Regions from separate parts of the Homo sapiens genome. Here region 2 is linked to region 1. The links are chromatin contacts, found by Hi-C or POLR2A ChIA-PET in ENCODE. All regions are on one chromosome and are shown on one strand. The core of a region is the stretch at or near the end of the contact, and the rest is flanking DNA. Distances in the headings are between cores, read along the strand shown.

What was found. Hi-C counts contacts between places; a loop is a spot of excess contacts on that map. ChIA-PET counts read pairs that join two places held with the same protein, here RNA polymerase II (POLR2A). Pooled maps may share reads with other maps.
Region 2: a pooled map shows a loop between it and region 1 (2.8-fold over the local background). The contact joins the enhancer-like site here to the promoter of MTHFD1 in region 1. A Hi-C loop is called at or near these places in 5 of 50 pooled maps. POLR2A ChIA-PET finds 5 or more read pairs at or near these places in 5 of 52 experiments (Caco-2, HEK293, PC-9 and 2 more).

What each region holds. Positions count from the first base shown.
Region 1 is chr14:64,385,747-64,390,475 of GRCh38, forward strand. It overlaps MTHFD1 (methylenetetrahydrofolate dehydrogenase, cyclohydrolase and formyltetrahydrofolate synthetase 1), which reads left to right and starts at 2,607. Exons shown (of 28, transcript NM_005956.4): 1 at 2,607-2,722. The coding sequence starts at 2,682. RefSeq lists enhancers at 1,670-1,769, 1,790-1,849, 2,370-2,459.
Region 2 is chr14:64,759,672-64,764,400 of GRCh38, forward strand. The region is part of intron 32 of SPTB (spectrin beta, erythrocytic); the gene reads right to left. Among named protein-coding and RNA genes, the nearest start is that of MIR7855, 24 kb to the right of the region's middle. RefSeq lists silencers at 602-701, 722-771. Within about 2 kb of position 2,385, at least 27 of the 41 ENCODE cell types and tissues checked have a DNase peak (open chromatin) inside an H3K27ac peak, as active enhancers do; they include PC-9, where a contact is called at or near this core.

The DNA.
Region 1 (4,729 bases), core at 1,357-3,856:
TGCTGAAGTCAGATGCCCAAAGAAATCTCTTACCACATTTCTGAGACAAAACTTTCCCACCTCCCAGCATCACTGCCTATCCTCTTAGCTTGCCTATTTTTAAAATATAGCATGTCATAATCTCTAAAATTAGCCTATGTATTTCTTTAACTTGATCGTTGTCTCCTCCACCAGAATATGAGCTGAGAGCAGAAACTTTGCTGGTTCACTAGGGTATCTCTAGCATCTATAGCAGTGCTGTTGGCATAGTGGCCACTCAATAATTATTTGCTCCATGAATGAACGATTTATGCAACTCATACATAGATAACTGTCAAAAACCAGGCTGTTGAGATGGCAAAGGCAGTAGATTTAGAGAAGAAACATCAGGTTTGGGGCCTATACCAGCCACAGCTATGCAGCTTTGGGTATTATCCTTCAAAGTCTATCCCTCTGTAAAACGGGATTTCTGCCATCTTCCTCAACAAATAAGAAAGCTGGAATAGTCAATACCTATTTGATAGTATAAGACAAAAGATTCACTATCTGCAATTTACCAGAAACATTTCCTTCAATTTTCTTCTTAATTTCACTTGTTTAGGTACAACACAATATGAGACAATGTGTTTTAGGGTTATTATTATAATGACATTATATTACTAAGTCTGTGCCTTTAACATATCACTTGTGCAAACTTTAAGAATAGTAACTTTAAGGCCACGCACGGTGGCTCATGCCCATTATCCCAGCATTTTGGGAGGCCAAGGGAGACTAATCCCTTGAGATCTAGACCAGTCTGGTCAACATAGTGAAACCCCAACTCTACCAAAAATAGAAAAATTAGCCGGCGTGGTGGCATGCACCTGTGGTCCAAGCTACTCGGGGGGCTGAGGTGGGAGGATCATTTGAACCCGGGAGGCAGAGGCTACAAAGAGCGGAGATCATGCCACTGCACTCCACCCTGAGCGACATAGCGAGACTCCGTCTCAAAAACAAAAAAACATATATTAGAAATAATTACCAGAAATAGAAAATCACAAGAGATTATCTAATCCCGTATATGGGGCTACTATAAATAACCTCAGAATTTAGAAATAAGAAAAAAATATTAAAAGCCCCAAAATTAATAAAAAATCAGTTTTAGGCCAGGTGCGGTGGCTCACGCCTGTAATCCCAGCACTCTGGGAGGCCGAGGCGGGTGGATCACGAGGTCAGGAGTTCAAGACCAGCCTAGCCAAGATGGTGAAACCCCGTCTCTACTAAAAATACAAAAATTAGCCGGGCGTGGTGGCGGGCTAATTAGGTGGTGCCTGTAATCCCAGCTACTCGGGAGGCTGAGGCAGAGAACTGCTTGAACCCGGGAAGCGGAGGTTGCAGTGAGCCAAAATCGTGCCACTGCACTCCAGCCTGGGCGACAGAATGAGACTCCGTCTCAAACAAACAAACAAAAAAAGTTTTAGATGAGCTCTGCCAGTAGTAAACGGCTTGTAAAAGAAACCCGGTATCTGGTCAAGTCCTAAGTGACCTGAACCACGCATCTTCAGGACTCTACTGGGATGACTGTAACCTGAACGCGGTTCCTAGAGCAGAGCAAGCATATTCCTTGGACTCAGTAACACAAGGGGCCAGTCCTCTCCAGCATCCCAGCTGCCACCGCCCTGTCAGGCTCCCCAGGCAATTGTCCATCTTACTCCTTCTCCAGCGTGGACGCTTAAGGGGAGGGAGCATCCCTCCTCGAGGGTCAACTGGCATGTAGCTTACGAAGACCGCGTGAGTTCTCCAACCCCAGACTTGCTGCGGGGCGGGGACGTGGGGGTGACAAAATCCAGACTACGACCCTCCATGAGCCCTGGCAACCCCGGGGTGACCCCAACACCGATGAGGCCACGCGCGCTCCAGCTCTGACACTCCTTCCAGATCGGCGGGGCCTGAAACAGCGGGCTAAGCTTCACCTACGGCTGAGCGTCAGATTCAGCTGAGGAGATTCTAAAAGCGCTATGCTGGGCCCAGACCCAGGCCCTCCAGAGCAGAACGCGGAGGGGCCCGACCCCAGTCTGGTGGCGTAGGTGTGTGACAAAGTATGAGGGCGCGCCAAGCTCTCCAGTTCCACATCTGCTGTCGAGTCCAGCGCCTGCCACGCTCCCGTGCGGGGACCCGCCCAAAACTCCCTGGAAGCCAGGCGATTCAGACCCCGCCACCGCGTCCCCAGAGACTGGGCGGAAACCGGAGACTCGCCTCCCGAACCCGCGAAACTATCTCCCGCGAGACTGCCCCGCCCCAACCCCGCCCCGCAACTCTACTCCCTGATTGGCTGGAATTACGGCCGGATTCCGGAGTCCTTTCCAGCTCCCTCTTCGGCCGGGTTTCCCGCCGAATACAAAGGCGCACTGTGAACTGGCTCTTTCTTTCCGCCAATCATTTCCGCCAGCCATTCATCACCGATTTTCTTCATCTTCCCCTCCCTCTTCCGTCCCGCAGTCCCCGACCTGTTAGCTCTCGGTTAGTTAAGGGACTCGGGTCCTTCCGAACTGCGCATGCGCCACCGCGTCTGCAGGGGGAGAAGCGGGCAGGGGCGCAGGCGCAGTAGTGTGATCCCCTGGCCAGTCCCTAAGCACGTGGGTTGGGTTGTCCTGCTTGGCTGCGGAGGGAGTGGAACCTCGATATTGGTGGTGTCCATCGTGGGCAGCGGACTAATAAAGGCCATGGCGCCAGCAGAAATCCTGAACGGGAAGGAGATCTCCGCGTAAGCACCTGACATTGTTGTTGAGTGTGGGGCTGTGGACGAGGGCTCTGAGGGTGTGCAGGTCCCCCGGACCCATTTTTTGCGGGAGGGACACTTGTAGCGGAAGAGTTAGGCCCATAACACCTGAAGACCTGCAGCCAAAGAAAGAGAACCCGGGCACAACCTGCGTTTGCAAGTGGACTGCCTAGTGGCTGTAGCCGCTGGCTCCTGTGCTTCGGGGAAAAGTCCTGTGCCGACTATGCTCCCAAACGCGCAGCTGCTGGTGACTTTCTGCCGGGAGAGTGGGTAGTTGCGGCTTCCTGGAGCCCCCCTAGTCAGAACTCAGAAATCCAATCTACTTAATTCCCGTTAATTTGGAGGTGAGTAGATGGAGACTAGTGAGGTGACAAGGCTTGACAAGACTACAAGGCTGATAATGACAGAGGGTCCTTCCAGCTCATAGCTTTTCCCACTATACCATAGTCTTATCATACGCTAAGTGAAATCTAATACATTTTTCCTTTCTCTTCAATCTCGTGCTTCTCTCTAACAGCCATCTCTCTGCCCTGGTCCTAGAGTTACTTGAAACGTAATTTGGCTCCTGAGTCCTGAGAATATTCTGCATTCCACTTGACCTCTGCCTGTTCTACCCTTGCGGGACATCTGAATGCTTAATTAGTGGGTATCGTTGCCAGCTTTACTCCCAGGAAGTAACACTGGCTGCTTTTTGTCTGGGAGGTGACTGGTGAGGAAAAATGAGAGTAGAAGGAAGAGGGAAAAATATATTCCCTCTAGTAGATGAAGGAGGGAAAGATATATTCTGTGTGACCTTACTGAGTTTGCTCTTGGGACCTTTCACATCACCCGTTATGTAAGTAACTGTTGCCAGCCACAGCAGTTACTAAATTGTAATTGTCCTGTAACTCCTAACTTTGTAATAGGTTTTTGAGTGAATTACAAAGTCATCGGTGGTGAAAAGTCCGGGCCCAGTGGCTCATGCCTGTAATCCCAGCACTTTGGGAGGCCGAGGTGGGTGGATCACCTGAGGTCTGGAGTTCAAGACCAGCCTATCCAAAATGGTGAAACCCCATCTCTACTAAAAATACAAAAAATTAGCCGAGTGTGGTGGCAGGCATCTGTAATCCCAGCTACTTGGGAGGCTGAGGCAGGAGAATCACTTGAACCTGGGGGGCAGAGGTTGCAGTGAGCTGAGATGCGCCATTGCACTCCAGCCTGGGCAACAAGAGCGAAACTCCGTCTAAGAAAAAAAAAAAAAGAAATCACAATACTTACTGCTTAGTGCTTTTCAACATGTGGCTTGCTAAACTGTATTTCTGCTTTACTTTCTGTTTTTGTTTGCTTGTATTCAAACTTACTTCCTTTTCCAGTGGCTTTTTGTTTTAATATAAAAATCTTCCTTTTAGAAAGACTGATTGTGAAGAGATAATTTAGTGCATAATAATAGTGCAGATAATTTAGTACAATAATAATGCATCTGGGCCAGTACTGAGAATAGGTGCTCACTGAATATACTTTCGTTAATTGGAGAGCAAATTAAATATGTTTATCAACTCCATAAGGGCAAATACATGTATTGTCTTATTTTTGTCTATATCCTAAACACCTGGAAACCCTGTTTCCTGCCTTACTACTTGTGTGGTTTTAAGCAAATTAATTAACCTTTCTGTGCCAAAGTTTCCTCAAATGTTAAGTAAAAGTAATGTCTAGGTCATTGGGATGTTAGTAGAATTAAATGGGTTCCTAACAGATGATCATTTATAATTCTTCCTGGCACATAATAAGTATTCGATATATGTTGTATTAATAATCAGTAATTAGTTAATGTATATATGAATGATTCATTATCTTTTTTTTTTTTTACATGGTAGCTGCTGCCTTGAGATCTATTTTTTTTTTTGAGATGAAGTCTTGCTGTGTCCAATCTTGGCTCACTGCAACCTCTGCCTCCTGCATACAAGCAATTCTCTCATATCAGCCTCCTGAGTACCTGGGATTACAGGTGCCCGC
Region 2 (4,729 bases), core at 1,135-3,634, 370 kb after region 1:
TCTGAGGTTCCCTTCCACCTTTGTGCTGTAAGGCAGGGGCTGCTGCTGGAGTCCTCAGGTCATCAGGAAGATGCAGATTCCACCTGTACCACTGAGGGCTGCCACCCACCGGAGCAGGGGACACTCTGAAGGAAGAGAGTCCCGCTGCTTGGAAGAAATTCTGGGTGTCCAGTTGCGGGCAGCAAGGGAGTCTAGACCATAAATGGAGGTGAAGGAGAATTGCAGAGTGGGCTGAATAAGGGAAGGCACTGCCTTTAGTCCTCTGGTTTGGGGAAGAGGCAGGGGGAGGTGTCTGAGGAGCTGTGTGTACTGGCTGTGGGATCATGACATCAGAGGAGGGCAGGGGACAAGCAGCATTGGTTGCTGGTTGACAGGGATCAGTGGAGAAGAGGGCACAGCCCTTTTGGGGTCTCACAGGATTGTAGTCAAACCAACAGGGAGAGGCCACAGGCTCCCAATGGGTGCGGGATGGCCATCTCTGGGTCTTTGCAGTCTTGCAAAGTCAAGCAGGAGTCTGTGTAAGCTTGACTTTTTAGGGTCCTGCCTTGCTAGGAAACTGGCTTGGGTGGGGGAGGCAGGGGTTGGGGTCTTCACAGAGGATGTGCACAACAGGCCAGGGACATGGCCAGGTGGGTAAATGTCTTCTCCGGGCCAAAGGAGGTGAAGGTGTATGTCCAGGCTCAACCAGCAGGTGGCGCGGGGGACTGCACACAGACAACAAACTCCTCAGGCTCCCAGGAGAAACACAACCTGGCTCCGGACCACAGGGTGTTTCAGAGGTTCTGAAGATGCTCAGAGAACCCGGATGCATTTACAAGCAAAGAACACAGGCGACAAGGTCTTCTCTCTAAAGGTAACACCAGTGAGAACCAGGGCCTGAGGATGCACCCCAGAAACAGGCTGACTGCAGCAACGGGATGCATCGTGCCACAACTGAATTCATGTTAGAATTCACATGGAGGATGCTACTTTTAAGAGATGAAGGACTGAGGTGGGGGATGGAGAAAAATGAAGGGACTTAAATGATCACCTACTCAGTGCCAGCTGCTCTACCTACATTGTCTCTTCCAATCCTCCCAGCCTCTCTGTAAGGCAGGTACTGTTATTACACCTGTGTTACAAATGAGGGAAACTGGGGGTCGTACAGAATGAGTGACCTGTCCATAGTCACACATTAGTGAGGAATGTTGAGGTCGCAGGTCTGTCTGGCACCAAACTCTGTGTTCTTACTAATTCTCCTGCAAGAGAGGAGACCTGTATCCTCACTCCAGAGGAAAGCACCTGCCCGATGGGGTTCACAGTCTAAATGAGATGATCCTGGCTTATGCAAAACACATGGCTGATTGACAGAGGCAGCATAATCATGCCAGAGCTGGAAGACGGGCTTGGGGCCAAACAAGACCCCCTGCTAGATGCCTTAGGCAACCAAAGAGTGCTGGTGACTGTGGGATGTGGGGAGCCAGCAGCCAAGAAGTGACTCTGGCCGCCAAGAAGTGTTGCCCTCGCCCGGTGTCTGATATCTCAGCTCTTGTCCTTTGGGTGAGAAGGGCTGTCACTGGGTGGGTTGGAAAGGCTGTTCAGAAGACAGTTGTTTGCAAGAGAAGAAAAAGAAATGGTTTGTTGAGCTGAGGGCAGCCAAAGAGATGAAGAGATGGCAACTTAAGGTGGGCAGAGACAGACGCCTTAAAGGAGAAAGCAGAAGCTGTTGCTGAACAGGGGGAAAGAGCCAGGGCGGGGAGCTGAGGCTGGGATACATGGTGAGGAGTCCCCTGGATTGCAGGCCAAGGGATGGGGAAAGGCTCTTATGAGAAGTGGGTTAGGGGAGCAGTCCAGTGCAACACTGCACCCCAGAGTCCAGATGTCTGTCTGAGATGGCAACTGGGGGGCCTGGCCAAGATGACAGGTAGGGATGCAGGGCAGAAGGGCACCTGGTAAAGTGAATGGAGGGGAAGGGGAATGGCAGTGTGCAGGGGAGGAGAAACCTGGTCCACTGTCACCAGGGCGTGAGAAGAGAATGAGGCTTCCTCGGGAGCTGTCTTCACCATGCCCACCACCTGTGTGGCCTCTTCAGGTCCCTGCCCTGAAGGAGCTGCTGGCTGCTTAGTCGCTCAGTGGCCCTGAGCCAGCCACTCAGCATTTGAAAGATTAGAGAGAGTTAGAAGACACTGACTCCCCCATCCAGATCTGCCACCCAGTGGTCACATCGTCCACTTCAAACCCATTTCTGAGATGCCTCCAATGTTAACTGAGTCTCATCCTGAGGCCATCAGTATCTAGGATGTTCTGAAACACAGCTGGAAAGGAAGAACTTAGGAAGAGTCGTCAGAACAGAGGGGCCAGGAATATTAAATCTGACCACAGCAAGGAGAAAGGGACATGCCCAGCAGCGGGCAGGTGTCCAGAAAGAGCCTACGGCAGGTTTCTCCAGGGAGCCAGGCGCAGTGCCAGAGTATAGGCAGACACACCCCTGCCACACTGACTCAGGCATACTGGGTAGACAGGAACATGCCCAGGTTTTGGGGAAAACTGATGTTGTTTCCAGCTGGGTCTGCCTATTACCAACAAACATAGGATTTGCATTCACTGCAAAATGTCTGAAAGAGTAGCAGGAGGAGAAGGAAAGACTGGGAGAGCTTGTTCAGGCGAGAAGAAACACAGCTGCTGTCTCCACACCCACATCTCTTCCATCCAAGGACGTCAGAGCCCCACCACTGGCTGCTGATTAAAGCTCCTGGCTGCCTGCCAGGGAGGCTGCTGCTGGGGGAGGTGCTCAGGTTGCCAAGGGGCAGCAGCAGCTGGAGCCAGCCAGACACCGGCCAAGAGGTGGTCTTGGCTACAAGTCCAGTGCCTGCTCAGCGCCTCACGTTCGTAAGTGCTGGTTACTTCCCTGAAGCCACATAAACCTTTAATCCTATGGGAATGGAGACGCAAGGGACCTAGGAGTCTCAGCTCCTACGTTCAGCCCTAGCGAGATACTCAGTCCCTTTCTCCAGGGCTGCTGGCTGCACAGGCAGTGCTGGAAGGCCACGCGGAAGAATGGCATCTGTGAGCTGCCCTTGGGGAAGAGAGCTTTCCCTGACTTCCTGACGAGAAGGCTGATAACGAGGGGGCACCCAGCAGCTGCTTTCTGGAGTGACCTGGCATCCCAGGGTCCCGTCTGCACTACAGCCTGGATCTAGCCTTGGGGCTTGGAGGCAGGCAGGGTATGTTTATCCCACACAGTGAGCCCTAGCAAAGGTGATTAGGAGCACCAATCCCTTTCAGGGACGTCACACATGGCATCACCGCAGCCCTGCTGAGGGAGTTCTCAGAGCAGTTCACACTTCACTTCCCAAAACCAGAATCAGGCACAGTGGACAGGAAGATGCGCAGGGCTGTGCACTAGGGACCTTTAGCCTGGGGGGACTTGCAGCATCATCAACACCATTTCTTCTCCATGCAATCCACCTCCTTCTCTCCCAGGAGAAAACAGCCTCTCACCACACATTACACTGGGGCTTCTGAGGCACCCAGAGCCTGGGAGGTGGGGGATGCTCAGCAGGACCCCCAAGTGCTTCCCAGGGCCACAGCCCCAGGTGAAGGGGAGATGCTTAGTCTGGAGCAGGTCTGCCTGCCCACTGCCGAGGGCTCCCTCGCAGACCTGGGCCTCCTTCAGGGCACTGTCCTTACCGTAGCAGAGGTGCAGCCCCACCTCTAGTCCCCCACAGGGACGAAGGCAAACACCCCAGCCCTTTACTACTTCTTTCCCATCTCCCGTCTCACACCAGTGGGTACCTGAGACCAGCCAGGTACCACAGCACTAAGCACCAGGCAAGAGGAAAGTGGTGAAAACCACCTCTCCCAGCCCCTCCCTGTAATTTGCTAAATTGCTGACATACAGAAATGTTCCAGACTTTCCGTAATTCTCCAGAGAAGGCTTTATAAGAGCGCGGAGACTCAGGGGATTAGGTGGTTTTTATCTCAAATCACGCAGGAAGTTACCAACAGAATTAAGGACTAGAACCCAGATGTCCTGACTTCCCCTCCAGCAGTTTTGTCTTTCGTGAGTGAGGTCTTGTTTCTTCTGCCTGGCCTCCCATGCACTTACCTGTATGAACGGATTGGCCTTTACCAGAACGTGCTCTAATGTAAAAAGGCAAGAGGTGAGGGAAGGCGGTGGGACCGTGCAGTGATGTGCTTGAGAAAGAGGCTGATGTGTGGGATGGCAGCTTCAGTCACCACGTGCACACACACGTGGGGAAGGGGAGGACTGGGGTGGGGTGCCACCCTGTGGTGTGCAGCTGTCCAGACAGGAGCAGGGGTGCCTGGTCCACTCCCATCAGTTCCCCCCAGCAGGAAGCCGACATGCACAGTGAGGGATTGTACATGAAGCAACACCGCATGGATCTATTCTGTAGGGCACCGACACCAGACCACACACAGAGGACCAGCAGGAGAGCCACCATCCCCCAGGACTATCCCCAAGGGGAGGCGCAGCCATTGGCCATCCCTTCCTGGGAGAGGCCTGCGGTTCTGTGAAGGGGTAGTTCCAGGCAGGCTGGAAGGACCAGCCACTGGGCTTGCAAGGAGCCTTCTAGAGCCAGGTTGGGCTTTCCCGACAGGCTCTGTCCTCCTCTTTCTTGCATCGAAGGTGGATGGGGTATTAGGCCCTCCCTCTGAGGTTCGTGGATCCCCATGAGAACTTAACAAAAGGCTCAGAAGGGAGCAGCAGCAGGAAATCTGTGCGTGA